Regions from separate parts of the Homo sapiens genome. Here region 1 is linked to region 2. Evidence: chromatin loops called from intact Hi-C (ENCODE). Cell type or tissue: GM12878. All regions are shown on one strand. Each heading gives the region's core, and the rest is flanking DNA. Links, peaks and the distances in the headings are about the cores only. Region 1 has its middle 210 kb from the start of RBM26. Region 2 has its middle 150 kb from the start of LINC00331.

The links. A loop is a pair of places that touch in the nucleus more often than their neighbours do. Peaks named below come from ENCODE experiments on the same cell type or tissue, not always from the same donor. Only the 100,000 strongest peaks of a DNase experiment are listed, where the experiment ranks them.
Region 1: it touches region 2 in a loop (2.6-fold over the local background); 1 of 110 quality-filtered maps calls a loop at or near these places.

The regions. Positions count from the first base shown.
Region 1 is chr13:79,186,727-79,203,502 of GRCh38, reverse strand. No RefSeq gene overlaps it. Among named protein-coding and RNA genes, the nearest start is that of RBM26, 210 kb to the left of the region's middle. RefSeq lists enhancers at 4,961-5,592, 8,466-8,585, 8,846-9,065, 9,176-9,265 and a silencer at 12,451-12,560. In GM12878, for the core only: no CTCF peak of the experiment used is centred there; a DNase peak (open chromatin) is centred at 9,002; H3K4me3 peaks cover 504 bases; H3K27ac peaks cover 2,903 bases.
Region 2 is chr13:78,984,491-79,001,266 of GRCh38, reverse strand. No RefSeq gene overlaps it. Among named protein-coding and RNA genes, the nearest start is that of LINC00331, 150 kb to the right of the region's middle. In GM12878, for the core only: no CTCF peak of the experiment used is centred there; a DNase peak (open chromatin) is centred at 7,256.

The DNA of each region.
Region 1 (16,776 bases), core at 6,496-11,495, 200 kb before region 2:
ACTGCATGGGGCCAAAACTATTTTTTCTTAAATAATAAATTAACCTTAACTTACTGTAACATTTTAATTTATAAAATTTTTATTTTTTTAGCCTTTTGACTCTTTTGTAATAACATTTAGCTTAAAACACAAACACATTGCCGAGTTGTATAAAATACTTTCTTCCTTTATGTCCTTATTCTATAAGCTTTTTTTCTATTTTTAAAAATTTATTTTTTAGCATTTAAACTTTTTTGTTACAAACTAAGACACAAACATTAGCCTAGGCCTACATGGGGCCAGATTTATCAATATCACTGTCTTCCACTTCCACATCTTGTCCCACTGGAAGGACTTCAGGGGCAACAACACTCATGGAGCTGACATCTCCTATGATAACAATGCCTTCTTCTAGAATACCTCCTGGAGGACCTGCCTGAAGCTGTTTTACAGTTAACTTTTCTTTTATAAGTAGGCATACACTCTAAAAAGGTATAAAACTACATAGTAAATACATAAACCAGTAACACAGACATTTATTATCATATCAAGTATTATGTACTGTGTGTGATTATATGTGTAATACTTTTATACAACTGGCAGTGCAATAGGTTTGTTTACACCAGCATGAATAACGTGTTGTGCTATGATGTTATGATGCGTACAATGTACTAGGTGATGGGAATTTATCGCTCTATTACAATCTTAGGAGACCACCATGGCATATGCAGTCCATCACTGAGCAAAATATTTTGTGGCGCATGACTGCATTTAATTTTTCTTTCTTTGACCCTTCAGGTGTTGGCTGTTGGCAGGAGCATTTCCCCAACAACGTAATGTAGGTGATTGAAGAAAATTTTTAAGTTTTGAAATTCCAAGGGACTTAGAGGAAATGGACTTTCCTGGAGATGTGGCTACCTGAAAAAGAAACAGTATTAAGCAGGTGGATTGGATCCTATTTTTCAATGGGTAGACTGTGTGAGGAAGGGTTATACATCAACTTAATGGAGGGAGCCAGTGAGATGGGGAAAGCTGTGTGAGGGACGATACTCTCTGTAGCCTGTTAGAGCTTCAGACACATTGTTGAATTCACTAAGTTGACGAATGTAATTGCATTTCTTGTGGAAAACAGTGAAATATTTTTGGTCTGTACAGTGACTTGTGAGAGGGCAGAACTCGGGTGTCAGATCCCCATATAGGAACTGAGAGCAACCAGAGGAATTAAGGTCAAGAGTCCACAACAAACATCAGTGTTACCCTTTTTGAGAAAAAAAATCCACAAAAATTATAGGGAGAGAGCTCAATTCACAGGGGCTATGAAGCTGGGCATTTTGATCAAAGTTGAGCTAATATTCAAGGGACAGAAAGGCTGTATGTGACATTTGGGCCACATTGTCTGACAGTACTCATTCAGCCATGTGGTTGTTGCTGGGACTCAAAAGTGAGTTAATTACTTTGATACCAAATTTTGGACTCGTGTGCATCCTAATGTCCAGCTCCTGCTCATAAAACAAAATAGAGAAGAAAGGGTCACTACACACATACTATTATTTGAGAGCCTCCTGCAATGGGCCATTAGAAAATATGTCATAGCATGTGTCCTAAAAAATTAGACTAATGGTCAGTGCTAGTTGCGGAAGAAGCCCTTTGTAGATAAGCATCACTGGAGAAACACAGACCAAGAGAGGTAAGGTCTCTTTAAATGCCACTTTGGCCACCCTAGATTTCACGGTTGATAAAACTGATCTTGGAAGAGGAAAAGATGGGCACGAAATTCGTTAATAGGAGGGAGTAAGACTGAACAAAAGTGTCAATCCAGGGTACCAGCTCAGACATTAACAGTGGGTTGATATGGGAATGATTGCTTTCCATGTCTCCATTCCCACTGCCAAGCTGTCTATATAAGAAGGAGCAGGGAGGAGGGGAAGAACAGGTACCTCTCACCATTGGTGAGGAGGTGACTCAAAGGTGGCCCAAGCCTGCCAACAGTGATTATTCTCACATCTGTGATTCTCTTGTGAGAAGCTGATCTCTCTAACATGTGTAAACACAGGAATTTATTTACCTCCTGCCCTTTGGAAGGCTTCAGCATCGTGTCAGATAGATTAAGAAAATATTTAAACTGCCTCGGATTCCATAAATCAATTGTCAGGTTCATTTGTGGTTAAGGCAGCCACCTTGTTACACGCAGGTTGTCCCTCAGGAGTTTCCAATAAATGAACATCTGGATAGAAGTAGGAAGAGTGATGAGGTCTTCTGGGTTTAAGAGAGGAGAAGCTCCGGAAACCATTATTGTTTTTCCCGGAAAGAAGTAAGACCACTTGTGGGGTTGGGCCTAGGGGAGAAGCCTCAGCCATAAATAAATATGGCTCTTCTCACCAATTCTTCAGGGTGAGAAGTTGTAGTGAGACAGCAGACGTGTTATTCCGCTGAATTCCAGAGTGAAAGTGTAGGGCTGCTCCATATCCCAGAAACAGTGAACGTAGGCCATGGTGGGCGTGGACATCTCCCAGAAGCAGTGGACATAGGCCATGTGGGCGTGGACATCTCCCAGAAGCAGTGGATGTAGACCATGGTGTGTGTGGACATTTCCAAGAAGCAGTGGACAGGCCATGGTGGGCGTGGACATTTCCCAGATGCAGTGGATGTAGGCCATGGTGGGCATGGACATTTTTTAAGGGTCTTGGTTCTCTCAGAGGTGGAGGAGCAGGAGGCAGGCCTGTGGGCTGGAGAATGCTGTGTGGGGAACAACGACCTCTCTTTCTGTAACTGTCAAGCTGAGCTGACTTACTAAACTCACAGTATTCATGAGGGTCATTGGCTTTCTCATGGGAAATAGTGCAGGGTCAAACTGAGATGGCAGATCTCATTAGGAATGGAAAAGCAGACAGGTCAGAAATATGCCAAAAATGTATGGAGGATTCTGGACTCACATAGAAGTGAAATCAGGGGAGCCAGCTTGACAACTCTTTGAGGGACAGGGTAGCCCCAAATGATGCCTGGTTTATAATAGATGCAATTTTAGTAAGATTTCTAAAGGTTACTTCTTGTAGTTTTCAGTAGCCAACATGGCATCTTAGCACTCCAGACCCTTTTGGATACTATAAGTGCCAATAATGATCTTTCTGGATTCTACGTTTAACCTGATGGAAGAGACATGATATGCAATTAAAGAAAGTAGTCTCAGAAACATGTTTTTCCTACTCTTAGAGCAAGGTAGTCCACCAGAAATCTAATGCATGGTTATGTTGCCTTATTTATGTGTAATACATTTTACATTTATGGAATGGCAATGGGTTTTGAGATTTATGACTAAAAGAAACAAAGTGAAAAGCACCACCACCACCACCACCAATGATAGCAATACTGTTATTGAAGACTTTTTGTCCTTTGCTTTACTCGGAGTACTCTTGATAAGGTTCTACTTGAGAACATTATTTAAAGATTTAGTGCCCAGAAATACATTGCAACCTCAAAGAAAATTGATGTTTCCTCTATGAGATAATTTAAATGAAATGACAGAATGAAATGAAAGTGAAATGACAGAAATGTTTCCTTTCTGTCCTTGTTCAATGGATGCTGAGAGCCAAATTTGTTAATTATTTGTAATAATGTTATCATCTTCACAGTTAGCTTAACTTGTTGGCTGGCTGCCTATAATTTTGAATTTCTATTTTCCATTTTATTAAGCTTGTCTAAATAACCTTTGTTGTAAACTGTCACAAATCCCAATTATTATTATAATCCATTCCTTTGGGGATAGAAATAAATTTGGTAAATTAAATTACTAATAACTTTATTAATGATTTGTGGATTAATATATCATACATGCTCATCATAATAGCTTAATTTTTATCCACTTGATATCAAAAGTAAGTTAATTATTCTGGTACTCAGTTTTGAACTCATGTGCTTCCTAATTTTGATTATAGAACTAAAATCAATGATGTGAATAGAAAACATGGAAAACACTTACATTGTTTGCCCATATGCATGATGTTTTATATTCCTTATTTCCCACTTTTTAATTTCTTTCAGATGGTTTCTATGTAAACTGAGACATTACATTTTCTATTTATCCCTTTCCTCTTTTTTTCTTGTCCAAAATAGATGCATTTGGTCTGTTACACTTAGTTCAAGAGTAATTATTTTTCAGTTCAAGGTGACAATTTAATCTATTTTATTATAAATGAATCAAATTTTCCAGGCAGTATATTTATTTGGGGACTTACTATGCTCCATCGACTGCCAGTATAAGATTCAATAGTTAATTTATTCCTTTTGAGGAATTGCATGTCCACAGCCTCTGGGGTTTGCACTGAAACACTCCTTTAGGAAGGGGTAACACGGGGCAACTTTTAAAGATAAGACAGATTTGCAGAGCCGGAATTTCATTGTAACATCAATTAGATTGAATTGTATTATATAAGCAAAGGTTATTTGCAGAGCTCCCAGTGACAAGAACAGCATTATTCTGAAATTCTCTGTTGGTTTGTGCAGCAGACTTCCCATGGGAATTCGGGGCTCATGTTCCTATTCCCTTCAGGGAATGCGCAAGGGTATGAGACTGGATTTAGTGTAGGACTACCTGAATGAGAGGTAGACATTTTCTTGAAAAGGATGGTAAAATCTGGAATACTTTCAAAAAAACTGATGGAAAGGTAATTTTCCCTGTTAAAGACTCCTAAACAGACAAACAAATGAAGTTGCAAGAGACTATGAGTTTACCATCCAAACAGAATGCTTCAAAACATCCCCTAAAATGTATATAACTGCTTAGCCATGGAAATTCTTATTGCATAGTTTTTTTCTCTGTATCTGTCATTGGCAGAGTAAGGATGTATTGGATGGAATAAATGTAATTGAATGTATTTCCAAGGCCCATCAGACTTTCAAGCATGTATAGCCATTACTTAAATGCATTCTAATAATCTAAAAGTAATAAAGGTCACAGACTCCACTCATATGAACAAACATCACCTTTCTTTGCTCCACATGGATCTGTGTCTCCCTTTGCTGGCACAGGACTCTTTCCACTAAATGGCCTAATTGTAGCTCAGGTATCTCCAGTATTTCTTGGGCACATAGAGAAAAGAACTCATTAATTGTACTAACTAGTGTATTAATTAGGGCTAATTACAGTGGCCTTTTCTAGCTTGCCTACTATTGCAAATAGAAATTCAGTATGGGGACCTCAAATGTAAACTTAGGGTTCAATGACCCTGAATTAAATACAAAGTCATGTTAATTTCACCAATATAAAATGTAAATTCAGTGTATACCAAACTGTACCCTGTCATGAAGGCTTCACAAAGCAGAGAAAGGAGACAATGGATCCTGTTTTGTTTCTCATTTGGCCCTTGCTGGGTTTACTTTCATCCTGCTGATCCTGTAGGCAGCTGTGGGAGAGAGAAGGGCTTAGGACCTGGAGGAGGATACCTGGGTTTGAGCCCAGCTCTGAAATTCGTTATTCACGTGACCTTGGGAATATCACTCAAACTTTCTGAGTCTCAGTTTCTTGACCTGTAACCTGGAGACTCAATCATTTTCACCATTGGAAGGCTGGGAAGATTAGATATGTACAAGTTTTCATAAACTAAAATGTGTACTAGCCATATAAGGAATTTTAATACTTATTACATAATGACATTAATTTATATCTTATAAGATATTCTGATAAAATTTGGGAGAGCAACCCACCAGATTTATTTCTTTCAAAGGTGTCCTGGATGCCTATGGTGGTAAATAAGTAATGATGATAATAAATAAATCCAGGAATTAAGTATTTATGTATAATACTTTACAACTTCATTTGGTGAAGCATTTTTCATGCCAACTGTATCCCCAAACAGATTACATTCAATGAAGACTTACAGTGATAAGCAATAAATACTAGCAGTGAGAGACAGACATTGAGATAAACAGGCAGCAAAAAGTGCTTTTCAGCTAAATTCTGAAAAGAAATGAAGAATTTAGGGTTGCAGAGACCCAGGAGAGATGTCACAACAGGCAGACACTTTTGGAGATAAAGTTCTCACACTCAATTTTCTTAGTGAAAGGCCTGAGGCACGAAGTACCAAAGTGTTGAACTTCTGCCTGGGTCATCTCACAGGCGGCGGGTCTTTACTGTGGGAAGAAAGAAACAATATTAAGTCTGAGAGAGGTGAATTTCAACTTCATGGGGATTATGAAGCAGGAAAATCTTTTGTAAATGGCTTTGCTTTGATCTATATGGACCAGAAGAGAACTACGTATTGGTATTTTATTGTCCATAAGCTACCCAAAAAGTGTACCTGCAGTGTTCATCACTAAAAATCAGCTGGAAATTTGATTTGCAGTCTAGAGTAAGGATTTTCAAGTTAGTTCAGGATACACTGATTTCTGATTCTTCCATGGGTTTGCCTTTGGCTCAGTCAGTTTTGACGCAATAGATGGGAGTGATTTCCTTAAATGTTAATTTGACTTTTTAGTAGCCATGTGCATAACAGAAGCACTCTGAGTAACACTATGTGTTGTGTGTGTGTTTGTATTAGTCAGTTCTCATGCTGCTAATAGAGACATATCCGAGACTAGGCAATTTATAAAGGAAAGAGGTTTAATTGACTCACAGTTCCACATGGCTGGGGAGGCCTCACAATCATGACAGAAGGCAAATGAGGAGCAATGCCACGTCTTACATGGTGGCAAGCAATAGAGCTTGTGCAGGGAATTTTCCTTTATAAAGCCATCAGATCTTGTGAGACTTATTCACTGTCATGAAAGCAGCATGAGGGTAACCACCCCCATGATTCAATTACCTCCCACAAGGTCCCTCCCATGGCACAAGGGGATTATGGGAACTACAATTCAAGATGAGATTTGCGTGGGGACACAGCCAATCCATATCAGTGTTTGAAAGACAAAGTGGTGGCATACACAGCAGCCTCTCGAGGAGGGTACTAAAATGAGTTTCTATTTCTATATCACACTGACTGAGATTGGGGAAGATAAGAGTAGGGTAAGGTGAGCAAGCTCAAAGACTGAGGAAATGTTGCTTGGTATGAGAAATTTTACTCAGATAACCTCAGGAGTGTATAAAGAAGAGTTATTGTATTCTACTCACAAAGTGTTTTTGTTGATGATGGCCTGATTGGAAGATGAATTACCACCCGCCAATGAAAGGCAACCTTACAAAACCATTTGAAACCCAACTATCTCATGTTATATTGGGTTGTGGATAGTACAGTTCAACTCCAACAGGATACCTTTGGCTATGTGGGTGCATGTTGACAGCTTTAAGGAGGGCCACTAAAGTGTCTTTCATAGTGCTAAAAGCACCTCAAAATGAGTAATTTATTTTGGAAAAGCATATTAGGAGAGAAAAAATGTTTCATCTAGAAGCACTGATATGAGGAAGAGACTAAATAAATGAATGAAGAAGTTAGTGCAGAGTAGAGACAAGCATGAATTGGTTTCACAGCTGCTTCTGATATGGCCAATAAAAAAGATAAAGAAGAAAAAGAATCAAGCAGCCAGGGAAAGGTCAGCTCCTTAAGGGCAGGCCTCCTGCCTAGCAGTACACAGTTATCCCCAGTGCCTAGAATATGGTAGGCACATGGTAATCTCACATTTTGCAGTAAAAATAAATACATATGTACAGGAGCTAAAAGTATATATTAAGAAGGAAGTTGCTTGACATTAGATAGAGTCTTGATTATTTTAGCTCCATGATAGGGGTTGTCTTTGACAAAATTTCCTCTTTTTTACAGTTGTCATCTAGGTAGCTATCTCTATTGGTGGTGTTCTTTAATAGGTGTGGGAGAGAAGCCTCAAGGGACAGAGTGATCTGAAGTTGTTACATTAAATAGGTTTCCCAGGCAAAGCAAGAAATGGCCTGGAGTCTGCTCCTGGTTACAACTTTAATCATTACATACAAGCTGGCTGTGAAAATCCATCTGAATGATGAACAAAATACTTTAATCTGGACTTCATCATGTTACTTTTGCTACTTTGGAGTTCTGAATTCATCATAAGAATGTGAAAGATTTACCTGCAATGGCAGTTCCCTCGAATTCCAGTAAATCCATGAAAGAATGTGTTGCTTCATGGAATGGATGAGAGAGGGAAAACATTCTCTCAGGGAATCAGAAATAGGAGAGATTTGGGTGGCTGGGGGTGGAAGGGCAGTTCAGGTTCCAGAAAACAGAGCTATTGGAATTTGGATGAGGGTTTTAAAACATGATAAGGCCTATCAGGAGTCATAGGTTGATAGCAATCAATGAGTAAAATGACTCCTTGTGTTTGGAAAAGAAAATCAAGCAGACTTGTGGAAGTCTGTGGTCTTGGATGCAAAAGGAAGCTAAAGCTACAATAGTCATTAAGTCAATGGAAGTGAGAAGGAACTTTTAGAAAATTTGATTAAGACAGATAAGGGACTGGATTCCAGGAATTAGGTTAAGAGAATGACAGTACCCCTCAGAATATAAGGTTTGTCTAATTATTCTGATATAAGGATTATTAGTTATAAAGACTATTCTCATCATGTAGGTGGAGGACCTGGTGCCCCAATACTACAGGCACAACAGCGTGGAGATGGTTCCTCTCTGCAGAGCCCTGCATTCAGCCGCATGCCTAGGACAGTGGAAAGTGCAGGGATGTTCTTTTGCCTGTTTACCTGTGACAAGATCATCAAGTTTCTCAGCTCAGAGGGGACACTTAGAGTGGGGGAATGGGTAAGACTTTTCTGCTATAAGTGAGGAAAAGGAAGAAATGAGGAAAATGACAGAACAATCTATTCCAGGGTCAACTCTAGTATATATTATAGGAGAATTGTATTTCTTGCAAATAAAAGCAGAGACCTTCTGATGTTTGTCTTTTACTTTAAGATAAGAGAAACTCAATTGACTCTTCCTACTCTAGATCTTAAATACACACAAGGAAGGTGTCCTGAGCGAGGCACTCATGAGAAGTTAGCTAAAGTCATTTTCAGATTTAATGATTGCAGGTGTCATAATGAGTGTGACATCTCTCTAGTTCTTTAAATAGCACTGCGGATGTTCTGTGGTTAGACTGGCTGCCCCAAATTACCCAGAAGTGAAACTGCTTTTTTGGTGATGCCTATGTCTGATCCATAACCTCCATCTTTTCTGTATCTTTTTTTTTCTCTTAAGATAACACAGCACATTTGAGGATGCTTAAAGTATTTGAGTGGTGCTACTGGCTATAATTAAGTTCTTTCAGCCTTTCCATTACAAATTCTTCTTTCCGAGGTTTAATATCTCAGAGACTTCTAATCCCACTGGGCCAAACTTAGTATAGAAGCTGTCAGCAGAAATGCAAATTTTTTTGCCCACCCCTAAATATTTCTAATCAAACAATTTTTTTCCCCTCATTACAGCAAAGGTATAAGGAAATAGGTTTCAGGCACTTTTGAAAAGCAAGAAAAAAAGTAATCTAAGCACAAAATCTGAGAAAAATGCATAAGAATGCAAAACCTGTCTAGTTTCGGGGTAGGTGGGCAAATATTGAAGACATACAGCATCAGAGAATTTTTGCCTTGTGTTTTTTAGCTAAATTCAAGATGTAACCATGAAATAAACTGACAGCATATTGTTTGTTGGTTTGAAATTTTGATTTTTTGTTTTAAGGAGAAGTCCGTGTTACTTCTGTGAAAATTTAAGATGAGCAAATAATTCCAATATACCCACATAACTTGGGCTATGGTTGAAATTTTTTTTTTATCTTTTCCTTTGTGTCTTGAAGATAATTGAATGAAAATCATTTGTAGCATTATTGGTTTATTTAAAAAGGTTTAAAAATTAAACATTTTATTTTTATTTTTTGTTGTGGTAAATAATGCATAACATGAAATTTAGCACCTTAGTCATTTCTAAGTGTACAGTTTAGTACTGTTAACTATATTCATGTTGTTGTATAGCCAATCTCCAGAACTTTTCATCTTGCAAAACTGGCACTCTGTACTTATTCTGTTTCGATGAAGTTGAGTACACATAGAAACCTCATATAAGTGAAGTCGAGCAGTATTTGTCTTTTCATGATGGGCTAATTTCAATTGGCAGGATGTCCTCAAGGTTCATTTGTGTTGTAGCATGTGTCAGAACTTCCTTCCTTTTCAAGGCTGAATATTATTAACATTTGACTTTTTGGATGCTTATTCCATATTGCCTTTTTTTATTATTAATCAAAAGATTCTATTTCTTAAGTAGAAGTTCTTGTTATGTCCTCAAATTATTTCATAATTATTAAAATCCTTCTTTTGGGGTTTTAACTTATTAGTTTAAGGGTACAGGTCTTTGAACTTGGCTTTACTGCTTAAGAGAATGAACATCTTTTTGCAGCCAGTTTTCTAGATAGTGAAAGATGGACCTTCTAAGGTCCTTGGCAGTGGTTGTTTGCCCCTAGGTCAGAGCAGTCCTAATCGTGTCTTGTCCTTGTCCCTGTTAGCACTGCTATTGCACAGCCATTCCCCATGCTGTCTCTTTGGGGGAATTTTGCTCTCCCATATCACATTTCTGACTATTCTAATCTCTTCGACACTTCTAAATGTGGGTGTCATGTTCTCATCTACCCCTAAAGCCATTTCTATTGCGTTCTGTAACCTTTCTTCTCAGTTCATCTTCTTTCTTCTGCCTCCTAGAGCCTCTCTAATATTTCTTGTTTTTTCGAGAAAAGATTAATACTTTCAAAATAGGTGAGCCTTTTTATTCTCTTTCTCATTGAACTCCTACCATCTGGTACAATTCCATCCAACTCTCCCCCCAATTTATGGAATACTTCTGGCTATCAGACTGATATGCAAAGACAATCGGACACTCCTTGCATTCTTGAGGGGATCAGAAACTAGTGGGCAGATGAATATGCAGACAATCCCAAGGCACTGTAATAGAAAAAGGGGAGAGAAGAGCCTTGTGATTTCTGTGAGGAGCACAGGTGAGGAAGAACTGCCCTATGTAGGAAAATGAGGTCAGATCTTATCAATAAGACAACATTTAAAAAATCAGTCTTAAAGAATGACTACCAGTTAGCTGGAAAAAAATACTATGTTTTTGGCCTAGTCTCTCTCCAATTATTTTATTTAGTAAAAATATTCTCTGAAATGCACAGACCCCAAATTCCATCCCACCACAAAGACACACTGGGTACAATCCGTAACTTCTCTCAGGTGCATTTGTTATTTGCCATTACCTTGATGCCACTATATTTTCTATAAGGACATTGTATTTTGAGGTCTTCTGAGTCTAAAATGTTAAAGAATCCTGAGGGATCTGAAAAGCTGAATTCTGATGAGCTAACATGTTAGAAATTGTTATTAGTCATTTACATCTAGATACAAATAAACCAAATGAAAGCAAGCTTTGATGGGGCAGGAAAGACAGCAAGAGGGTATGAGGAGCTTGGGAAAGGGATGGTTAGAGATTCACTGGTGGAAAAGTAGTGGTAAAGTGGAAGAATAGGAAGCTTGAACAAGTGATCTGATTCTCTCTAGAAAGAAGGATACACCCTGAGTATTTTATTTTAACAGTGAAAGTTTGAGGGCTTTCCATGGTGGTCTCTAATGAGTGGCTACTCTCTTTCCCACGTGGGTTCCAAGCAAGTTGAGAAATAGAGCCAAGAGTAAATATGGAATAAAAAATGTCCCTATTGCCACTAATAGAATTCAGATTGGATGACAGAGCTTAGAGTCTATTACTCTAGTGAGCTTGTTGATTTTGAACCTAGAACTGGACAGACTTGCTCCTCACTCCCACATTTTGGTGTCACTTGACTGGCATAGGCCAGATAAGTTCCCAAATTCTTCTCCAAATTTAGCAAGCACACATGCCACTCCTCTTCCCCCAGACTGCAGTGAGGAAGGGGGCAGGGAGAGGCTGGAGTGACACTAACATGTTTGTTTCATAGGAAGAAAACATAAGAAATAAAGAAGAGCAGAGCATTCCCTTCCAACAAGTTCCTCCACTTAATTTCTTCTTTTTCTAAAATGGAATTCAGTATCAGCATAGATGGCATTGCCTTTCAGTTCTTTTATCTTTAACTTTGTTTTGCCCTGTGTTTTCGGCTTTGAACTTCCTCATAAGTGTGACAAGCCTAACTCTATCCCTCTTTGATTGCAGAAGTCTCATCTTTAGTTGTTGTTGTTGTTTTTCTTATGGTGGGACCTATTTCTTGAAGCACTATACAGAAGAGGATAGGAACAAGAAGTGCTAGAGTTGTTGGTGCTATTGCCAACTTCTGCTTTGGCACCATTGAGCTCTCTGCTGTTCAGAGGTTGATTCTGTCAGGTATAATGCAGATATGCTCACATCTTAGCACAGTGAATGCGAAAGCAATGGCTTGTTTACTTGGTTTCTGCATTGCAGTGTGGCTGGAGTGTGTTGAATTATTATTGCATTTGTTTTAGGGAGTCACCTCCCTTGTTGTTCACTTCCCTCTACATAACATTTCCTCTGCGAGGTTTACTGGCACTGCAGGAACTGAAAAAATGAAGTAAATGGCTCTCTAGAGAAATCTTTCTAGGAGGTGTGAACCACCTGGAGTCTGTAAATGCTTGAAATTTGGTTCTCAACAGGAAAGAAAATCAATGTAAGATAGAAATATAATGAAAAAAACACTTTTTTCCAGTAGGTAAATTTGGATTGGTGACAATTAGGTGTTCTGATCATCAGATTTCATAATCTGGATTGATTTGTAGAGAAATTTAAAAACCATCAGTTGTTACAATGCTATGAATACGTAAGAATACCAGGAGAGGGTATTCTAATCTACATGAAAGCCAATGCCATCGATGCTAATTTGTTTTCTGTTTTGCTCATGACACAACAAAGCGGCTGAATATAGTTTTTTGCTGTTGTTGTCACTCATCTTTCAAAGGAAAGAATACTGATAGTTTCAACATCATACTTTTAAAAAGTAACTTCTGCATAGATGGTACATATTGATTAAGCACACAGAGCAGTGCCTGGCAGACAGTGAGCACTGCATGAGGACTTTGTTAAATAAGTAAAATGTTAGAGTAAATTAAACCACCTTTGCCAAAATTCACAAATGACTTAGCATTGATCATTTACAAACCAGGTGATCTTCCCTGTGTTTCATATTTTAAAGCAGCAGGGTCTCTTCTGCTACTCTCCAATAATATCAATTAATACCCTCACAAATAGCCTTCTAAAGTTATCCAAACTTAGAAACCAATGTAAATGTAAGGAAATTATAGAGAAGACTAATGAGAATTTATATATTGATTAACAAAGGATTATGGTAAGTTAACTAAAGGCAAAGTGATTTAATTAATTTGTTTTTATTTATTATTATTTTTTTGAAGACAGGGTCTGTCTCTGTTGCCAAGGCTGGAGTGCAGTGGCAATATCTCAGCTCACTGCAACCTCCACCTCCTGGGTTCAAGCCATCCTCCCACCTCAGCCTCCTAAGTAGCTAGGACCACAGATGCACACCATCATACCCAGCTATTTTTAAAAAATCTTTTGTAGAGGTGGGGTTTCACCATGTTGTCCAGGCTAGTCTTCAACTTCTAAGCTCAAGAGATCTGCCCACCTCGGCCTCCCAAAGTGCTGGGATTACAGGCATGAGTCACTGTGTCTGGCTGTAATTTAATTTATAAACAAAAAATGTCACTGTTAATTCTAGAAAGAGTCAGTTATAACATTACTTACATTTGTCAAATTCAAGAATGGAAGAGAACAATGTATGTTGCTGTCCTGTGATAGATTTCTCTGTGGAAATCAGTCCCACCACTTTGGGTCCATGGGCTATATGAAACAAATGAACCAAAGGCCTTAGAACCTTGAGGTTTGGCTAATTTGCCCATATTTATACAATGTATAGAGGTTGTTTCTACTCTGTGTAAGGTTCTATACTAGTAATCTTATAAACAAAGACCAATATAAGGAGAGAGGAGATGGTTTGTAGTCTACTGTGTTTTGTGAAAGTTTGGGATGTAGTTCATTTGGACAATGCTTAGAATTTCATTTTGAAACATTTTCAGTTATAGCATGTTTAATTGGTTCTTTAAAATCTCTTCTTAAAGGATCCTGAAACTTAAAGAGGGGGAATGCTTATATTTTGTATAAACAAAAGTGGTGGCTCTATGATAATAGGAATCATTTGAAGATGTGTTGTTTAGAAGGTGATAAATAAAAAAGTTGTGATGAGAGAAAACATGGAAGAAGGAAAAAGCATAAAAGGTAAGTTTGGCAGTGTCCTGCCTACCAAGGAGAAATTCGACTTGGTAAGAGCATATTTTGACTTTGGGAGGCCAAGGTGGATGGGTTGCTTGACCCTAGGAGGTCGAGACCAGCCTGGGCAACATGGCGAAAACAAAAAACAAACAAACAAACAAAAACAAACAATTAACAAAACCAAAAATTAGCTGGGCATGGTGGCATATGCCTGTAGTCCCAGCTACTTGGAAGGCTGAAGTTGGAGGATCGTCTGAGCCCAGGAGGCGTAGATTGCAGTGAGCTGAGATTGTAACCAGCCGGGGCAACAGAGCAAGATATTGTCTCACCCTCCTCTGCCCCACTAAAAACATTTTTGAGGCTCAAATGGAGTTTGGGAATACCTGGGGTGTAGATTGTAAATACTTAGAGCTCTTAATCAAAATCGTCTGTAAAGTCCTTTTTTTGTGTGCTTGACCAAAACAGTCTTTGACTTTGGGACCCAAGATAGGGCATATCCTAGTGCTAGGCAAATTTGAAGTTGGTTTTCAGACCCTTAAGCTTATAGAATTTAGATTACCCAAATTTATCCCTTCCCCCTCCATGACATGTAAAGTTCCTGGCAGCCCTCTGCTTCACACTAATGTTCATCTCAAAGAAAGGATGGAAAAGCAGCTACAACGTTTTGAGTGTCTTCTCTGTGCCTTGCACTTCCACATACTAATTTTTGCATCAGCCCTTTCAGGAGTATTTTATTATTTCCAGTTTGTCTGTGAAGAAACAGAAAGTCAGTGAAATGAAATGCATTACTCATCATCATACAGCTAGTGACAGTGATGCTAGCAGTCAACACATGTCCTTGACTCCAGACACCTGCTCTCTCTGCTGTTCTAAGTACTCCCCATGAAATTCACTTACTTTATATTTTGCCTGGTGCTCTGTCATGCTGCTGAGAGTTATGAGTCCTGACTTCTGTTCCATGGTGCATCTCTTTCTGCTGGTTTTTCTGATAATCAAAATCATGCTATGGTATTTAATGGCTATCACTGTCTTTTAGCAAAGGCATAGGTCTTAACCCTGAAGAGAACTAATGGCAGAAATGTAAGGCTTGTCGTCACTCTTTACATTGCCTGTACAATGCCTGTGGGTGGGAGAACTTAGGATGTATTTTCTTTTAAGAGTCTGAGGATAGAGCACTGCAGAACACTGTGTGTATAGCGCACTCTCATAATTGTATTGTGTGGATGAATGAATGAGTTGATGGGCAGCATTCAACCTCAACAGAAAGGCAGTTTAAGTGGATTTCCACTTGTGACAGCCTCCTTTTTACTCTTCATGAATAGCAATGTTATCTGTACAAATATAGGTTTTGAGCCAAATAGAACATGGAATCTAAGAAATCATATATAGTGAGTGTGGTTGGAGCTTTTATAAACTCTGAGCGATTTACAGAGTCATGTTTTCTGACTGCAGATAACTTCTTTTGTCCCTTGGAGTGTATTTTGGTATTTGAATTAAGATAGTAGTGGAAGGCGGTTGCTGAATTCAAGCTGTGTTAAACTGCCTGGCTACCCTGCTTTATTATTTGTGATGAGGGGTAAGGCTGGGTGATAGCAAAATAAAATATTGATGAAAATGTACTGAAAATGTGTTAAAGCAACATATTTTGAAATGTATGTAGATCTCTTTGAAGTGAAATAATGGTTTTAAGTGAATTAATAAAGATGTTAGCTCATCTCTTTAGTGATAAAATTGTGGTGACATGTAAATTCTTAACCTCACCCAAGAGCGTAGATTCACTACAGGGTTTATTTATTAATTTTCCAAATTTCAGAATAATTTAATAGTAACAACGTAGGAAATACATGCTACAAGGACTGAATTTTTTTCTTGTTAATCTCTTTAATATTGGCATGACCTAATAAAGATGCATGTGGCTATTACGAGATTTACACAATGCTAAATATTTTTAGATTGATTTCAACAAGGAAGACTGAAGACTATTCCTTCAGAAGTCTCAGGAAAACTGTTTTAGCATATTTTGATAAAAACTTATATGCACATAATAAACAACCTCAAGTGTAATATTATTTGAACAGTTAATCTGGTTGCCTTTTAACCTTCATAAAATGTTAGACCTAGATTTCAAATGTAATAAAGGAAGTGAAGTGTGTGTTTGTGTGAGGTAGTTTTAATATAACGCAGATCTTAGTTTTTCCTCAGAATAACCAACTCCATTTATTTTCTTGGAAGACAAAATGGAGAAAAATATGATAGAAACAAATGGATATGTATGAATATCTTTAAAAGAACATTTATACATGAGGCCACCAATCTGTCCATTTGGCAAGGATCCATTTTAGAAGAAACTGTACTTTGATAATAGCTTATACCCATTATTTTATGTTGATGGAACATAGACAGAGACATGGAATAAGAAGGAAAGCTAGATGGAGCTGGCTTTCCATAAGTCACAAGCTTTTTCTTTAATAGAAAAGCAAACTCCAATGTTTCAGATTCTGTTCTAAAGAGAAAAATAGAACACTGAAGTGTTCTTGCTGGTGGACTAGTAATGACAGTAAAAGATGAGTCCCATTAAAAACAAAACCAGAATAAATTGTCACTT
Region 2 (16,776 bases), core at 4,571-9,570:
CCTCAGAATCAAAATTGAGTCCTTGACTGGGCTGGGATAAACCACAGGTTCTTACTCACATGAAGTATTTATACTTCTTAAAGATTTTAAATAAAATTTTTTGCTTCTCTCCACAATATTCATTAGTTCTGATCATATTATGGTCCCAATGTAGCTATTTTAAAGTGAAATTAAAATGCAGCCCAGCTTTGGAGGGTAAGAGTTATTGAAAGAGGTGTCTGGAGAGCCATTTAAAATTTTCAAGAAAAAAAAGAGAGTGTGTGTGTGTATGTGTGTGAGAGTGAGCTGTTCTTTTCCTTTTAAAAATTAAGAAATCAAATATAGAAATAGTCTAATTTACATTAATGATCTGCAATCCATGAGACAATTTTTAACCATTTTAAAGTGAAAGGCTAGTGATTATGTGGGTGAGTAGATGGCGATAATAACCATAAATCTTTGAAAAGATGTGCTAGGTAATAGTATATAAAAATGAGGTTGGCTGGGTTTCCGGCCTGTGTGAGAACTTTATTTTTCTTTTCTTTCTTTTTTTTTTTTGAAACGGAGTTTTGCTCTTGTTGCCCAGGCTGGAGAGTGCAATGGCACAGTCTCAGCTCACTGCTACCTCTGCCTCCAGGGTTCAAGTGATTCTCCTGCCTCAGCCTCCCCAGTAGCTGGGATTACAGTCACCTGCCATCAAGCCTGGCTAGTTTTTGTATTTTTAGTGGAGATGGGGTTTCACCATGTTGGCCAAGCTGGACTCGAACTCCCAACCGCAGGTGATCCACCCACCTTGGCCTCCCAAAGTGCTGGGATTACAGGCATGAGCCACCATAAGGAAAGCCTAAGCCATTATTCTGAGCCCTTGAGAGGTTGAAACTTACTATTTCTACTTGTCCTTATACTTGAAGGGTTAGCCTTTTCCTTTCTGGCATCTTCTCCACCCCTATGGACACTGTGTAGGATACAGTTAGGTCTACAAGTGAGCACTGGCTCTCCTTAACCCCCATCTCAGGGAGAGTAGGGCTAAGAGCAGTTCAGGAAGTGGGAATACTGGCTGTGCAAAATAAAATACCTGCAGAGTGGCAACTAGCCCAGGTGGACTCCATGGAATTCCCCACGGGTGTTGCTGGGAATCAGCATTCTTTCTCCTAACTTGTATCACGAAAGCATGTTGTGCGTCGACTGCTGAAATTCTGTTCTCTTTACTGCTAGGCCCAGTCCCTCTTAGAGAAATAAACATTATTGCTTCATAGGGGGGGTGGGTGTGGATAAGGGACTGAGGATGGAGGGTGAAGACATGAAAGATGGAGGTGGAAAGGCAGATTTGTCTGAACCTATCAATGAGATGAATGAACCTCAGCTCACATGCAGAGGGAAGATGAGAGTCCATGAGACGGTTCTACTAGGAAACAGAGGCAGTCATGACATGCGCAAATTGCCCAGATGTGCAGATTGAACCGGAGACTTGTTTGAAAATAGAGTCTACTTGCCCTGTTTCCCAGTTCTAGGCCCCACATCATCACTGGGAAAGAACACATCATGGAAATCCACATGTAAATCACAGTCAGAAACAAACTGTGCATTGATGTGGGTATGATTTTAAACATACTCAGTGATACTTTCAAATATGTCATGAACACAGTTTTAAAGAATTCCCCTTTACCACTTAAAACATGTAAGTGCAATGAAAAGTATGCTTGACTGCACTGCAATAAATAGTACGTTTCTTAATAATTTTAATAACTATACCCCCAAGTCTCTTAAGATAAACAGTTAATGGTAATTATTTGTAAATGTTATACTTTAAGGGAAGTCTATTGCATGAATTCGGTTTTATATGACAGGCCAATACTATGAAAAGGATTTCAAAATTTAACCTTATTTTGAGAGACAAAAATGGATTTTTAAAAAATGCCTGTGGAGAATTGGCTCTAGCAATGCCATTATGTGTTATACATGTTAGAGAAGGGGGCATGGCATGGACTCAGAGAGTTTTAGAGGAAATTAGAATGCTACAAATGATTCCCTTTCTTGAACCCTAAAAAATTCCACTTTGATTTAGCACTGGTGGAATTGTTAATAAAAACTTCTTTGCACATGGTGTATAAACAGCACAGCCCAGCCTGTATCAACTTTATGCTCCAATAAACAAGACAATAATGACAAATTATCAAAGCAGGCCTCAGATGTGACCCTCAATTGGGAGAGCAGCAATTTAATGAAGACAAAAGCTAGGTGAAAGCTGCTAATATCATTTACTGATAAACAGATTTTCTCGAGAGGCTCCTAGCTGAATCCCCCAAGGACCCATAAACCTGCATGATTCCATTTAAAATATTGTGCAATTCACTAAATTAGTCTTTGAACATCCTTACTATCCAATTACGAAGCCCCAGCATGGACAGAATAATGAAATTTTTCAAACTGTGGAATGCATGTGGTCTTAACAAACTTATGACAAACACCAAAATTAGCTTTCAATTTTGAGGCCAATGCAGCTCCCTTTAATACCTCAAGTCAGAGAGTGGCAACAATAAAACACTATTGCAGGGCTAAGCAGGACAGAAGAAAAATAAATCTTGACTTACTCAGAATTCTGAACACGGTCTACCTTCAGGAAAAAAAATCATACGAAATTGAATGATGTTTTGCATTTGCAAGCTATTTGGTCGCTTAAAATCTAGTAAAAGCTTTACTGAATAAAGGGTACAAAATACCTCCTGGACAGTTCTATCTTCCAGGCAGGCAGAAAAAGCCGAGAGTTTGAGGAAGTGAAATTTATTTCTGTTCGAGCATTGCAAGCTGCATTATTAAAGTCATTTGTCATGGTTTGAATATTTCTGCCTGATTCACCATTAAATTGGCCTTCTAATTACCAACTTTGTCATGAAAAGTGGTCTGGCTGTTTCATTCACCAGAAAACTTTAATTCTTTAATCGTCACTTGCCACATGAAAATAAAAGAAAAAGAAAAAAAAAAACAGAAAACAACAAACCATATATTTTATCCTAAAATCTTAAAAGAAATGATGTCAACAAAATTATGCTTAAATTATCACATAGCTACACATTTAAAAGATGGTGATAAGTATTTAGGAAGTTAGTTCTTTCATCTTTGTAAAGAAACTTTGTCAACATAAACCTATCATCTGGTTACGTAACTCAGTCTTGCTGTTTGACCGTATAACCTCGTGTGATGGTTTCAAAACCAACGCACACCAACTGTAAACATAGTGTGCCAGGTGAGTTATTTCTCCTTTTCACATTTTCTAGGTTCTTGGCTTTTTAAATGCTATATTTAACTCTATCAATAGGAAAATATCTGGAATCCATGGCTTCTCTCAGCGGCCTGGTGAGGTCATAAAGTTAACTGCTTGTTCCCACTGTAAGGTAGGCAGGGGTAGGGAAGTGTGGCAAGAATCACAGTATCTTTCCTTTTACATTAATTACTGTTGGTTGTGATCAAGTTACAACATGCACTAATATTTTAAACTATGCAGCATAGTTTCTTTCAATGTTGGGGGAAAGAAGATGAACCTATCAACATGACTCCAATAAAGGCTTAGTAATACAACCATATTTGGGAAATATTCATATAGCAAAACAGAGATTGGCAAAAAAAATGTAAAACACCAAATTATGAGAAATTGTAGATAGAGAAACTAAAGCATAGAGGGTTTTGTAAGTTTCCCAGAGGTCATGCAGGTAATAAGAGGCATAATCATAATTTGAATCACTGTCAACCAAATCTTCTGGAGTTCATGAATGGAACCATCTCCCTGGGTGTACGGGAAGCACTTAACACAGTGGCTGGGATGGGTGCATGCATCAGATCTCTGAATGAGCTAATTTTTATGTTTAGGCTGTCTTTAAAAAGAAGTATATGCTTTAGACATTTTCATTTCTAGGCTCCAAATAAAGAGATCAATATTTTAGCTACTGCAAAGGCAACTGGCAATAAACCCAAAGAACTTAAAAGTTACATCACTGGGATTGACATATTAGCATCTTATGATCACCTTTATAGATGCCATGTATTATGAGAGGAATCTTTGGATAAGCATTTTCTGCTGACCTATATGAGAAGCAAAAATGAGTAGAACATCTGAATAAAGTTTATGAATGTTGAAAACTTATTTTTACATATTTTTGTCTTATTTCATTACTAACTTTACTCGAAGGAAACTTGCATCTGCTAATGAGAAGTTTACTCCCAGCATGATTATCTCATAGCTACAAGATAATCATGTATATTTTCTAATTCATTTCCCAGAATTTATCTAAATTGAATCATTGGTTTCATCATGTTTTTTCACATTGAACCAAAATGAGGAAATTTGATTAAGAATCTTGAACATCATAAAATATGAGATTAGTATACACCGTTTAGAAATAAAGAGGACACTTTTGAGAATAAAAGGAGTGTTACTTACAATTATGTCCAAACACTAGAGCTAAACCAAGACTGTTCAAATAAACTGGGACATCTTTTCACTCTAACATTAGAGTATGTATATTCTGTAACTCTCTCTTGAATTATTTCCTACTTTTTCTGAATTATGTAACCTGCAGTGGGTCCCTAAAAAAAAAAAAAGGTAATGGTAGGTAACATTTTTGGAGTCCTAATATGTTTAAATATATATTTATTCTACTCTCAGACCCCACTGAGAATGCTAAATAATACAAAATTTAGGGTTTATGGTCATTTTGCCTTAGAATTTTGAAAGCAATTTTTCCTCTTCTTCTAGTCTCCAATATTGCTTTTGGGAAATTCAATGCCATTCTAATTCTTTATTCTCTATATGCGATCTATTGTTTTGTCCTAGGTTTTTTTCTTATCCCTTTTTTTTCTTTCCTTTCTTTCTTTCTTGAAGTATTTAAGATATTGTGTTTATCCTCAGTGTTCTGAAAATTCATGATAATGTGCCTTGGTAATGCATTGGTTTGGTCTCTCTTTTTTATTAATTGGGCTGGGTACTTGCAATATTCTTATAACCAGGAGACAAATGTCTTGTCTTTCAGTTCTGAATGTTTTTCCTGTTATTTCTTAGGTACTTTCATTTGCTCTATTTCTCTTAATCTCTCTAGACCTTCTATTAATAAAATATGGTGTCTTCTCATTTGACTAATTTTTAAAATTTGTACACTTTCCATTTCTTTGTGTTTTTTTGATATACTTTGAGGACTTTTTCTTACCTTTATCAACCTTTCTGTCAAATTGTCATTTTGCCTTTCTTATTCTTAATTTATAATAGCTCTTTGTGATTCTCTGATAGTTTCTTTTCACAGCACCCCGTTCTTGTTTTATGAACACAATACCTGTTGTTAACTCTCCAAAGATATTTTTAATTCTTCTGTTCTCTGTGTTGTCTTTCTGCTCTGAATTCTTTTCTTGTATTATTGTTTTATAATATTTTCATAATGGAGGCTTTAACCCAATGCCCAGTGATCCCTCGTTGCTTGTTAAGGTTTATGAATGAGGCATTAAAAGCAGATTGGAGGCTCCAAATTTGTGGATGGGACTTGTGCACCTAAGGGCTTGACTGTGGGCTCAACAGGAAGCAACATGACCCTTTCACTGGAAGATCTCTAAAAGTCAGACCAGTTCCACTACAGAAGACTCCTTCAGCTTCCTGCTGGTTGGTGGGGGTATTCTACGAGCCTGCTTTCTCTTAAAGGAATTATTCTGTTATCAGCTCCACACCCCAATCCTGACCGCCTTTGTTTCTATTCTACCTGAATCTGGGAACACTCTGCCCAGTTTCTCCCAGAAAATAAAACTCCAATCTCCTTGGGAGATTCTATGACCATACGTACAATTTTAGCCCAAGCATGTCTTTTTGGCTTTGTACCCATCAGATACCTGATGTTTCCAGTGCAGAATCTCTCAGGGGTTTATTGGGCAATCTAGCTCATCTGTGTTGCTGCCCGCCCTGTGCCAGCAGGTATGTTCTACTTCTACTCTGCTCTACCCTACTCTACTTCCACTCTGGTAAGTCTGTTACCCCGTGGGTTAAATCCATTACCCTCCATCTACTTCCTATCTTTAAAAAATATGATAAAATCTCTCTTCACATTTTTATAATTTCAATATCAGTGGGTAATATGCTCTAAAAATCAGGTCTTGCTCTGATTACTAAATTCAGTGGATGAACAATGCAATGGGTTGGATATCTGCTGATGGCCAAATTTCAGCCATTGTTTCAAGACAACTGAAAACACGGAGTTCAGGCAAAAATTCAGATCTGAGATCTGAAACCAAATACTTTTAACTTCACAAGATCCTTGCTGACGTATCAAAGCAGGCAGCTCCGGCAAACAGGATGTTGCGTATCTTGAATCAGAAAAGAAATTGGAAAAGAGGTGGTGAGTTTGCAGAGAAAAAAAACTAAGTAAAATACAGACCTGCAGTGTTAGCAATTGACATTTAAAAAAAAAAACTTAAATGATGAGCTTGTAGTTTTAATATCACTGCTCTATCCAACCCTCTGAATCTTTTTATCATACCTAAAGAATTGTTCATTTATCTTTCAGGAATACATTAGAGTAGGAGACTTTTCCCATAGGCAAAACCATTATACATATTTGCAAATGTCTTACATAATGATGCAAATACTATGCACAGAGATGTTTTGATGAAAGGTAGAAACAATGCAGCAATTTTCATTTCATTTCATTAGCTATCATAGCTCCAAGTAAAGAGAGTTTTCTTTGTTGTTTATGCTTTTTCAAATGTTAAAAACGCGGATATTTAGAATTCATGGCACTGCCTGTAAAGAGAAAATCAAGTTATCTGATGGAAAATATTTGTTTCTGATCTGATGGAAAATAGATGTTTCATCTCATACTCATATTTGTGGTTACTATTTCTAGTAACTTTATTTAAAATATCTGCTTATTCAGAAATTATAGCTAGGTTTTTATTGGATTTCAAAACTATTTCCAATATATTGTAGAGAGAAAAATATGTATATGTCAGCTGCAGATACAAAATAAAGAGTTGTCTTCTTATTTCTCTTATTTTGGTCAACTCAGGTTTAAACTTTTATTTTTGCAGCAGAAGCTTAAATACAATTACTTACATTGGACCTTAGCTGTCAATGTGAAAAAATAAACAAAAGTCCCAGCCATTTAGTGCCTGCTTTGCATCTACATAAGAATTCCCCTTTCAATACACCCCTGCTCCTGGCAGCTTATTATGGCCATTGTTTAATTTGTGCTCTGTTTTTACAGATGACACTTGTACAGGTCCCTTGGGGCAGCTGATAGAAGTCAGGCTCATCTCTTTCCCTTGTGTCAATTCTTTTGTGAACCTTTATAATTAGCCACTTAACAAATTGAGGGAAATGAACCTTCAGCTGCAAAGTATATTCTGAAGTTAAGTCAACCATATGACAGGCAAAACCGATACACGAAAATCTCCTTAACTCAATTGTTGAGTTGCCTCAAGGGTTAAGAGGGATTCTACCAGTAATAGCCTAAAAGAGAGGCATTAGGAGCAATGTTTTTGATGGTTCTCTACCTAAATGCCTCTTAGCCTTCTCAAGAAACAGCACATATTAGAAAAAGGGACGTATTTAAAAGCATTTTGGCTACTTCTTTTTTAAATCTTTTGTTTGGCAGGAGAAAAATGTCAAAAGCCTGATTTTTGAAAGAAACAAGATCTCTAGGCTTCAACCTTACAGGTTAAATGCAAATAAATAAAGTTTACATCTTCTGGGCTGAAGTATTTGCGTACTGAAAATGATATAATGTAGATTAAGATATTAATGAATTTGTTTTCAGAATCTGTAATAGGGACCCTAAGAGCAGGGTGCTATCATTACAAACTCTTCCCTTTTTATTACTAATTAGACTTCTAAATGTGAGTGTAAATGTACCTCAGAGAGTATGTATTAAAAAGTTGCATATGCATAAGAGATCATTTCAAATTCATTTTCCAACAAAAACTTCAACTTTGATATTTTCTCATGTTCCCATTTATATCACATTAACGTAATCTTTTGTATTTAATTTATAAATTCCGTTGTGATCATTCAATCAAGGTATTTACTTTGGGGAACTATCTGATATCTTAATCCCCAGTTCAACAACCAACAGTCAAGTATTATCTATTTAATGTATCCAATTATTTATCAGTGATTCTTTTTCAAGTTATACGTGTATTTTCTCAAAAGTGTATAATAAAATATATCTGGTTTAGTGGCATACCCAAATCAAAAATATATATGGTACCTTTTATGCAGAGCTGGGGAGATATAAGTGAGGGTTTAGAGTATTAGAAGATCAAAAATTTTAATATGCTGTGTAACATTAAGATACTAGAATTCTTTGTATCTTGAGAATAATAAAACAGAGCACAATAATATTTTTGTATTGGTCAGTGAGATTAAGAAAAAAAGACAAAGTTTCACTTCACATAAGCTCAGAGTGTTACTGTAAACAAAACCTTTATTTTTATTATGATATAGATCTCAAATATCTTAATTATAGCTTATAGCAACCTGTCATTTGTTTTGTAGACTATCAAATTGTCTGTAGTCTATTGAAGTTATGTTTGATATTGCTCAATGAAGGCTGCATCTATAGTAGGACTGTTAATTTATGCATGTCTATCTTTTTAATAGATGATATGATGAGAAGAACCCCTTATTATATAATCGACAGTATGTCAGGCACTGTTCTAGGCACTTTACACGTATTAATTCATGCATTCCTCATTGAAACCCTATTGAGGGTATGTGATACGGTTTAGCTGTGTCTCCATCCACATCTCATCTTGAATTCCCATGTGTTGTGGGAGGGACCAGTGGGAAGTAATTGAATCATGGGGCAAGTCTTTCTCATGCTGTTCTTGTGATAGTGAATAAGTCTCACAAGATCTGATGGTTTTAAAAGGAGGAGTTCTCCTGTGCAAGCTCTCTCTCTTTGCCTGCTGCCATCTATGTAAGACACGACTGGCTCTTCCTTGCCTTCCAGAATGATTGTGAGGCTTCCCCAGCCACGTGGAACTTTAAGTCCAATTAAACCTCTTCCTCTTGTAGATTGCCCAGTATGTCTTCATCAGCAGCGTGAAAACAGACTAATACAGTGAATTGGTACTGAGAGTGGGGCATTGCTGAAAAGATACCCGAGAACGTGGAAGCAACTTTGGAACTGGATAATAGGCAGAGGTTGGAACAGTTTGGAGGGCTCAGAAGAAGACAGAAAAATGTTGGAAAGTTTGGAACTTACTAGAGACTTGTTGAATGGCTTTGACAAAAATGCTGATAGTGATATGAACAGTAAGGTCCCAGCTGAGGTCGTCCCAGATGGAGATGAGGAACTTGTTGGGAACTGGAGCAAAGGTGACTCTTGTTACATTTTAGCAAAGAGACTGGTGGCATTTTGCCCCTGCCCTAGAGATTTGTGGAACTTTGAACTTGGGAGAGATGATTTAGGGTGTCTGGTGACAGAAATTTCTAAGTAGCAAAGTATTCAAGAGGTGACTTGGATGCTGTTAAAAGTATTCAGTTTTATAAGGGAAACAGAGCATAAAAGTTTGGAAAATTTGAAGCCTGAAAATGCGATAGAAAAGAAAATCCCTTTTTCTGAGAAGCAATTCAAACTGGCAGCAGATATTTACTTAAGTAACGAGGAGTCAAATGTTGATCCCCAAGACAACAGGGAAAATGTCTCTAGGGCATGTCAGAGGTCTTCATGTTAGCCCCTCCCTTCACAGGCCCAAGGCCTAGGAGGAAAAAGTGGTTTCATCGGCTGCATCCAGGTTCCCCATGCTGTGTGCAGCCTAGGGACTTGGTGCCCTGCGTCCCAGCTGCTCCAACTGTGGCTGAAAGGGGCCACTTCAAGTCCAATTAAACCTCTTCTTTTGTAAGTTGCTCAGTCTTGGGTATGTCTTTATTAGCAATGTGAAAATGGACTGATACAGTATGAGATAGGTACTCTTATCATTCCCACTTTACAGATGAGGAAACTGAGACTAGGGAGGACAAGGTCACATGAGCAGAAAGTGGCAGCACTGGAATGTGAACCTGAGAGCCTGGCCCCAGAGTCTGTGCTCTCGACCACTGGGCTATGGTAATTCATTTCCCTGATGTATTAATAGCTCTGCTGATCAAACTGTGTTTAGTATCACATAATTAGCTCCAGAAACCCCTATAGCAGTTCTCCTTGGTTAGAAACATTTTAACCTATCAGAAGCCTTCCTTCCCAAATAGTTGATAAGAATAGATAGCTATTATCCAAGGGTGAAGTCAGCTAGTAGTAATGTGACCATATAATTTATTGTGTCAGCGGGGCACTTTTAAGAAGAAAGTAAGGTGCTGTTAATAATTACACACCTGGGCAACTGACAAAAACTGGGACTGTCCTGATCAAATCTGGGCATATAATCAGCCTAGTAGCATACCTCAAAGTCAGAAGCTCAGCTTTCTTATAATGCAGACAGAAGGACAGGTGGCAATCCTGCCAATTCTCCTGATGGCCTTACAAAATAAGTGCAAATACTATATGAAGATAGAGTCACCTCACTGACCTTCTACTTTGTACATCACAATTCTATTTTAAATTTAGCTTGAGAGTCCTAGGTAGGCCTACCTCTTAGAAATTGTCAAAATGAGCCAGCACTCTGGCCACCCTTAAAAGAAGTCTTAGTCTCTCAGTTTACCAGTGGGAAAACATTTAACAATCTTTGCAGGGTGAGGGGCTCAGGAGGGGGTAGTTATTTGGTCAGTGAATGTCCCCTGCTATCTCCTTGTTAGTATCATCTACCACTCACTGGTCATAGCCTTGGATGATTATCTTAGTCCATTAACTATCATCATAGTCACTAGGTGATAAGGGATACTAAGTACCATTCCCCTCAACTCACTGGAGCTGCTGATGGCTTCGCAGAAAGCAGGATACCTAGTACTTGTTTAACCCTGATTGCTGATTATGCATGCATAAATGAATGAATAAACATGGGGAAAAGACTATTGCCTCCTTGACATTATTAGTAGCAGTAACACACTGAGCTGCTAACAGGATTATAGGTGGTGCTTTCATAGCCTTTCATGTTTAAGGAAATAGGTTATAAAATATTTGAACTGAAAGTCAAGTTGCCCATATAAAATAGAAAATCTACAATATTTATGCCTATGTGGCCTATGTGGCCTATTAGAATAAATTAATTTTGGTGGTAAGGCTGCTAAGACACCTATAATTTGATGATAATATTCCTTATGTTCAAAATGTTGTTCCAACTTTGATGGCTTGAAGAAGGAAAAGTCCAATTCCACAAACAGTGAGCGTGCCTAAAATGTTTCCACCTCTGGACTTTTGTTGGTTCCTCCCTGCTTAGAATGTCTTTGCTGACTTTCCTTGGGACTCAGGTTCAAGTTTAACTTCTTTTGTGGTTGTTTCCTCCATTACCACAATCCATGATAAATTCTCATCCACTGGAATCCTGTAACATATTTTGTCTGTTCCACAGTAAAAGACACAATATGTGCTGCTTGAATTGGTAGGCACATATTTATTTGTATAATAAGTTCTATAATGAGGTTTTCACAGAACAGGTTATGTGTGTGTGTGTGTTCCTGCTTACTGATAGATATTGAGAAGTGTTGCAGGATTAATTATTGCTTTCATTGTAACAAATCATCAGATAGCAATGGTGAGGGAGAAAAATTTTAGCTTACACCTACCTCTAACTATTAGAAGCTTTGTGTATCTACCTAGAAGAACTTAGTAATTGCAAATGCCTAAATGGGCTCAGATAAGTAACAAGACTATTACTAAAAGACACAGGGACTTAGTGTTATAATTTTTATTAATAATGCTATGTGATTGCTCGGTTTATATGTGAGTGCTAGATTTATATAGTTTATTTCTATTAATGGCTGACAGAACATATGCATAAATTATATATATTTACAGCATTTATTATATAAATAAATGCAATCTTTTATAGTAATTCAAGGCAGCATATGTGTTGTTAATCAGAACGACGTGGATAATAGGAAATATAGGAGTGCAGATAAGTGATAGATTACTATGAAGTTTAAAGTTCTTTTCTGCTACTAAAGCAACCTCTAAGGATATAAGAATACCCACTTAATATGAGGGTGAATAATTAATATGAGCTAATAATTTTATACTAATTATAGTGCTAAATATAGCCCTCGGGCTCTAAAAGGATTAAAGGATCTCTATGTGAGTCCAATATACACCAGTACTCAAGTGAAATAATCTGTTTGTTTGTTTGGTTTTTTTTCCCCTTGGCTCTCCAGTTATGCTAGGTAAGAAAGAATAAAAGGATAAACTGAGGCACAAGGATGTGTGTTACTTTCAAAAGGGAAACAGAGAGAGGGTTCCTGATTCCCAGGGCAGTGGTGTTTTTTTTTTTTTTTTTTTTTTTGAGGATGTTGCATAATGCATTTAAATATTTTAATGGGCAAAGTTCACAGAGGACATTGGCAGGAGGATGTACCCCCATGTTTCCCCCTTGGGCCCCTCGATGCTAACTGTCCCTAAGGGGTGATAGTTGAATTTAAAATAGTATAATGATATTGTGTGTTATTAGTTTTTCTTGTAACAACTCCACAATACTTTTCACATACAGATACTCAATAAATATTTTCTGGTGCTGCTTATGAAGAATTAATATTCAAAAGAAAAGTGATTTGGTGAGGCATGAATGAAAACCATGCTCTTCTTCTCTAATAACTTCTTTTCTGAATGGTGCTGCAGGGGACAGTGAGAAATTTTTCAGCCTAGGCACAGAGACAGTCTCTTTTGTGTTGGTAAATACACAATATAGTGTACAGGTGTGCTGTTCCAACAAATTAATACAAATGAATAATACATCCAAGGTATTACATTGTCCATGGTAAACCAGGAGGCAAGAACATGTATCTTTTACAAATATTATGCCCATATAGAAATTCTAGAAATTCTTTCGCTAATTTTACATATCATTCTTCACAGTGACAAGTTGAGATTTTAAGCATATTGTTCTTAACTATGTGATCATGATGAATAGAAACAAATTACACATATTACTCTATGTAGCAGGCAGTATTGACCTATTCTAAAATGCATTATTGGACCAATTTTAAAACAGAAGAATCAAAGTAATTGGTGGTGGTGGGATTGTTCTCCCATCAATATTTACGTGTATTTTGAATTCTCTATATGCAGTTAAGCAAACCTAACTGAAGTCACATACACATGATTGTTGATGCAACAAAAATAGAAAAAATATTCTGAAGGAAAAATTTTAAAGCTACATCTCTTTACTATTTTATTCAAATAAAAATTAAAAGTCCTTGCTGACATTAGTATAAAATAATTTTTTATCTTTGAAAATAATTTGTAAAGTAGGCTATTTCTCACCTTGAGAAAATTTTAGAAAAATTTCCAAAGTGAGTTTTGAATAAGAATAACAAATATGTAAGACCAATTTTAGACAGCCAGAACTTTAAGAATGTAAAAGAAGAATGTAAGAATGCAAAATTTAAGGATGTAGAATTTTGAATGATAATTTTGTTAATCTCTACAAGAATCACTACTTTAATTCCAGCTTTTATATAAAATATGCTAAATAAATACATATTTATTGTTTCTACTGCTTTTTCATTTAGCATATCCTGACATATTATGGTATCTATACCTTAATTTCCTTATAATGTTCAAGTTACTTTTGCTAAAAGTGTCACAAAGAGCAAGCAAATGATTTCTTTTCATTCAGCTGAAACCAACCAAAGGGAAAGTCAAGACACATCTACTTGCATATGTCCAGTCCTTAATGCCCTTGCATACAAAACAGCCATGAGGCAGATTGAGAAATGAAATCAAGCTTCACATGAATTGCAGAGAAAATTCTCCTTTAATGAAAATTCACTGATTACTGTCATGGATGCCTTGCTTTTCAATTGCCCCTTGTATTGCTTTCATGGTTGAGAGATACTCATTTTTCTTAAGCAAATTTGGGGGTCTACTAAGCACATAGCAACATAATTGACTAATATAAGTCTATTTGTTGATCTCTTAAAGCTCAGTGCACACTGATGGAAGTAATCCAAACTATTTTTCTCCACCCTTCACTTAACAAGCATAATAATAAATGAATATTTAAAGTAGCAGCAAATATATTAACGGGAAACAAATAGCTTTTATTTGTAACAAGTGCACACAGGTTAATTAACAAGAAGGAGGTTTTGTGTTGAAACAAGGCTCCCGGATGCTGTTCGGGCAGGTGCCGTTAAGGGCCAATTGAGCTCTATAGGATAATTATGAAGTACCAGTGTGTTCTTCCGTTTGTTAACAAAGTGCTGCCCACAATTTGCCTAAACCTATAAACCATCATCTGTGATCCTTGGTAGCAATTAAATGACAAACATCTCCTCATCAGAGACTTGGGGAAACAAAAAGAGACATGATTGCATTTAAGTAGCCAGATGGATTTTTTTGAACACTAATTTTGAAGACCTCTTTTCAATAACAGAATATTAGATGAAAACATATTTAGTACTATGTGAAAGAGGAAACTCCATGGTATTCTTTATGGGAAATTAAAGTGGGCATATTGAATAATTGAAGCAGTGCATATTTGAATAGCTTTGGTTTTAAAATCCTGGAGTGTTCAGCAAACTTAATAGAAGATGGAAACCTAACTCATCTCCTCAAAGCACCATTGAAACACTTTGCTCTTACTATTCTAGCTGCTCACTTACATTTGAGGAGGGGCTATGAAGAACATAGTAAAACTTCTCAGGCAGCATGATGGTGAAAGTCTAACCAATCTCATGCACTTTCTCTAGGATATGAGTTACTAATTAGTTCTTTTTTATAAAAAAAATAGCTTATTACTGAAATCCTCTATCAGCACAAAAAAAGTAATTTTAGACCTAAAGATCGCCTTCTATCACAAACTAACTGATCTAGAAGTTTTAAGGATGTAACATTTAAAATGCTTCTGGAAGCGTAGCAATAGTTCCAGGAGCTATAAACCTTATAAAGGCTCTGCTGAGTTAGTTAAATTAATTGTCTGATTGGAAGAATCTCCAAAACTTGCAGTAGCTCTTGTTTTTATAGTTAAGGATCTTCCAGGCATTTAGTTGCTTACATTAAACAATGTTGTCTAACTGGTTTGCATAATTGATAGAGCTAAATGGCTATTCTATAACATTAAAAAATACAATTATAAATGTATGAGTTTCCCTCAGTCAGAAGGTGATGATTTTTTTTCCAATGCCAAAATAACAGTATTTACAAATGTTTTCATGAACCATGAGAAGCTACTGCTCAGTGTGTTTTAATGTAGTAGTAGGTCAACAGCTCTCTTGAAAGAACAAAACCAACCTAGGGCCAAACAGGCAGACAGGCCTAATTAAGCACTCCAGAGTAAGAAAACCTCTCAGAGAACTACAACTAACTCGACCCCTGCTTTGTACTTCACCAGGTTTCTCTATACCTTTGCCACTTTCCTCTGGATTTATTTTTTATGAATTATTTAAACATGGCCATTTCACATCCACAATTAATTTTCAAAGAAAAGGCAACAAGAGAAAATAATCACAAGTTAAAACAGTTTGAGAACGACTCTAGTTTTGGCAGAACGTAAAAGGCCTGAGTCTCTGTTTCAGAGCCTGCCTTTGGAGGTGGCCTCCCAAATCCTCGTTTGTTTAAGTCCCTAAGATTCAGTCTACCTGACAGCCCAAACCCCTATTTCCACCAGGGAGGAAAAGCAAATTCAAGAGAGTCTCTTTTCTAGGTTACGTGCCTGTGTTTCTTTTATTTAAATGAATGGGAATTAATGATTATAATTTGAATAGTGGAAAAAAATAGCCTACAAAGAATGATAAATTTTTCATTATCATTAAGGAGTAACAATCCATTGAAAAATGGAAGTATTTGCGCAGCTAACCAATTGCAAAAATGAAAGTGCTTGACAATTGTTTTATTCTAGTTATCCTTTCCCATCAGCACATGATACTCTGTCCTGTTATAGCAGGGAATGGCCTCCAAAAATGATGGTATCTTGATACCTTATTCTCCATTACAGAACCATTCAATTGGAATAGAAATCAAGGGATCATTAAATTCATCCTTCTGCATTCAGGTATGGCTACACTCTGCTGGAACTCATCATATTAAAATATAATATAAATATGACATGATATGATATAATATGAAATAATTTCATCTAAAAACTTGTCCAGTGTAGGAGCTGAGGCTCAGTCATTTGCTATTACCAGAATACCCCTAACATGGTATATCCCTAAAATGTCTGTACAGAAAGAAATTAAATCTCTAAACATGCAAAATATATATTTCTTTTGGAGAAAAGAAAAACCTTTGAGAAAAAAACAGACTTTAAAATTCACTTGCCCATTTTTTTCTGGCCATTTTGATGTTTCATAATACCCGCTCTGGCGGTGTTCTTTACAGCTAAAAAAAAAGCATCAGTTTCCATTTTATTGTTATAGGCCAGTGAAGAAATTATCTTGAAAATAAATTTTTCTAAAATGTTAATAGACTCAATAGTGCCGTTTGTATTTAAAATTGAAAAAAGTCATTAATTTATTATATGGCTTAAAACCAAATTGCTAAAATACATGACTAGAAATAGTTCTATTTGATATAACATTAAAACTATTTAAGATTATAAGTGGCATTTATTAAAGAGCCAACATTTGCCAGGTCCTCAATAAAAGATTATTACTAAAACTCAACACTATTACAAAGTAAGTTTTGTCATTCCCAACTGACAAGTGTGGAAGCTAAAGCTCAGGGAGGCTAGGTAACTGTC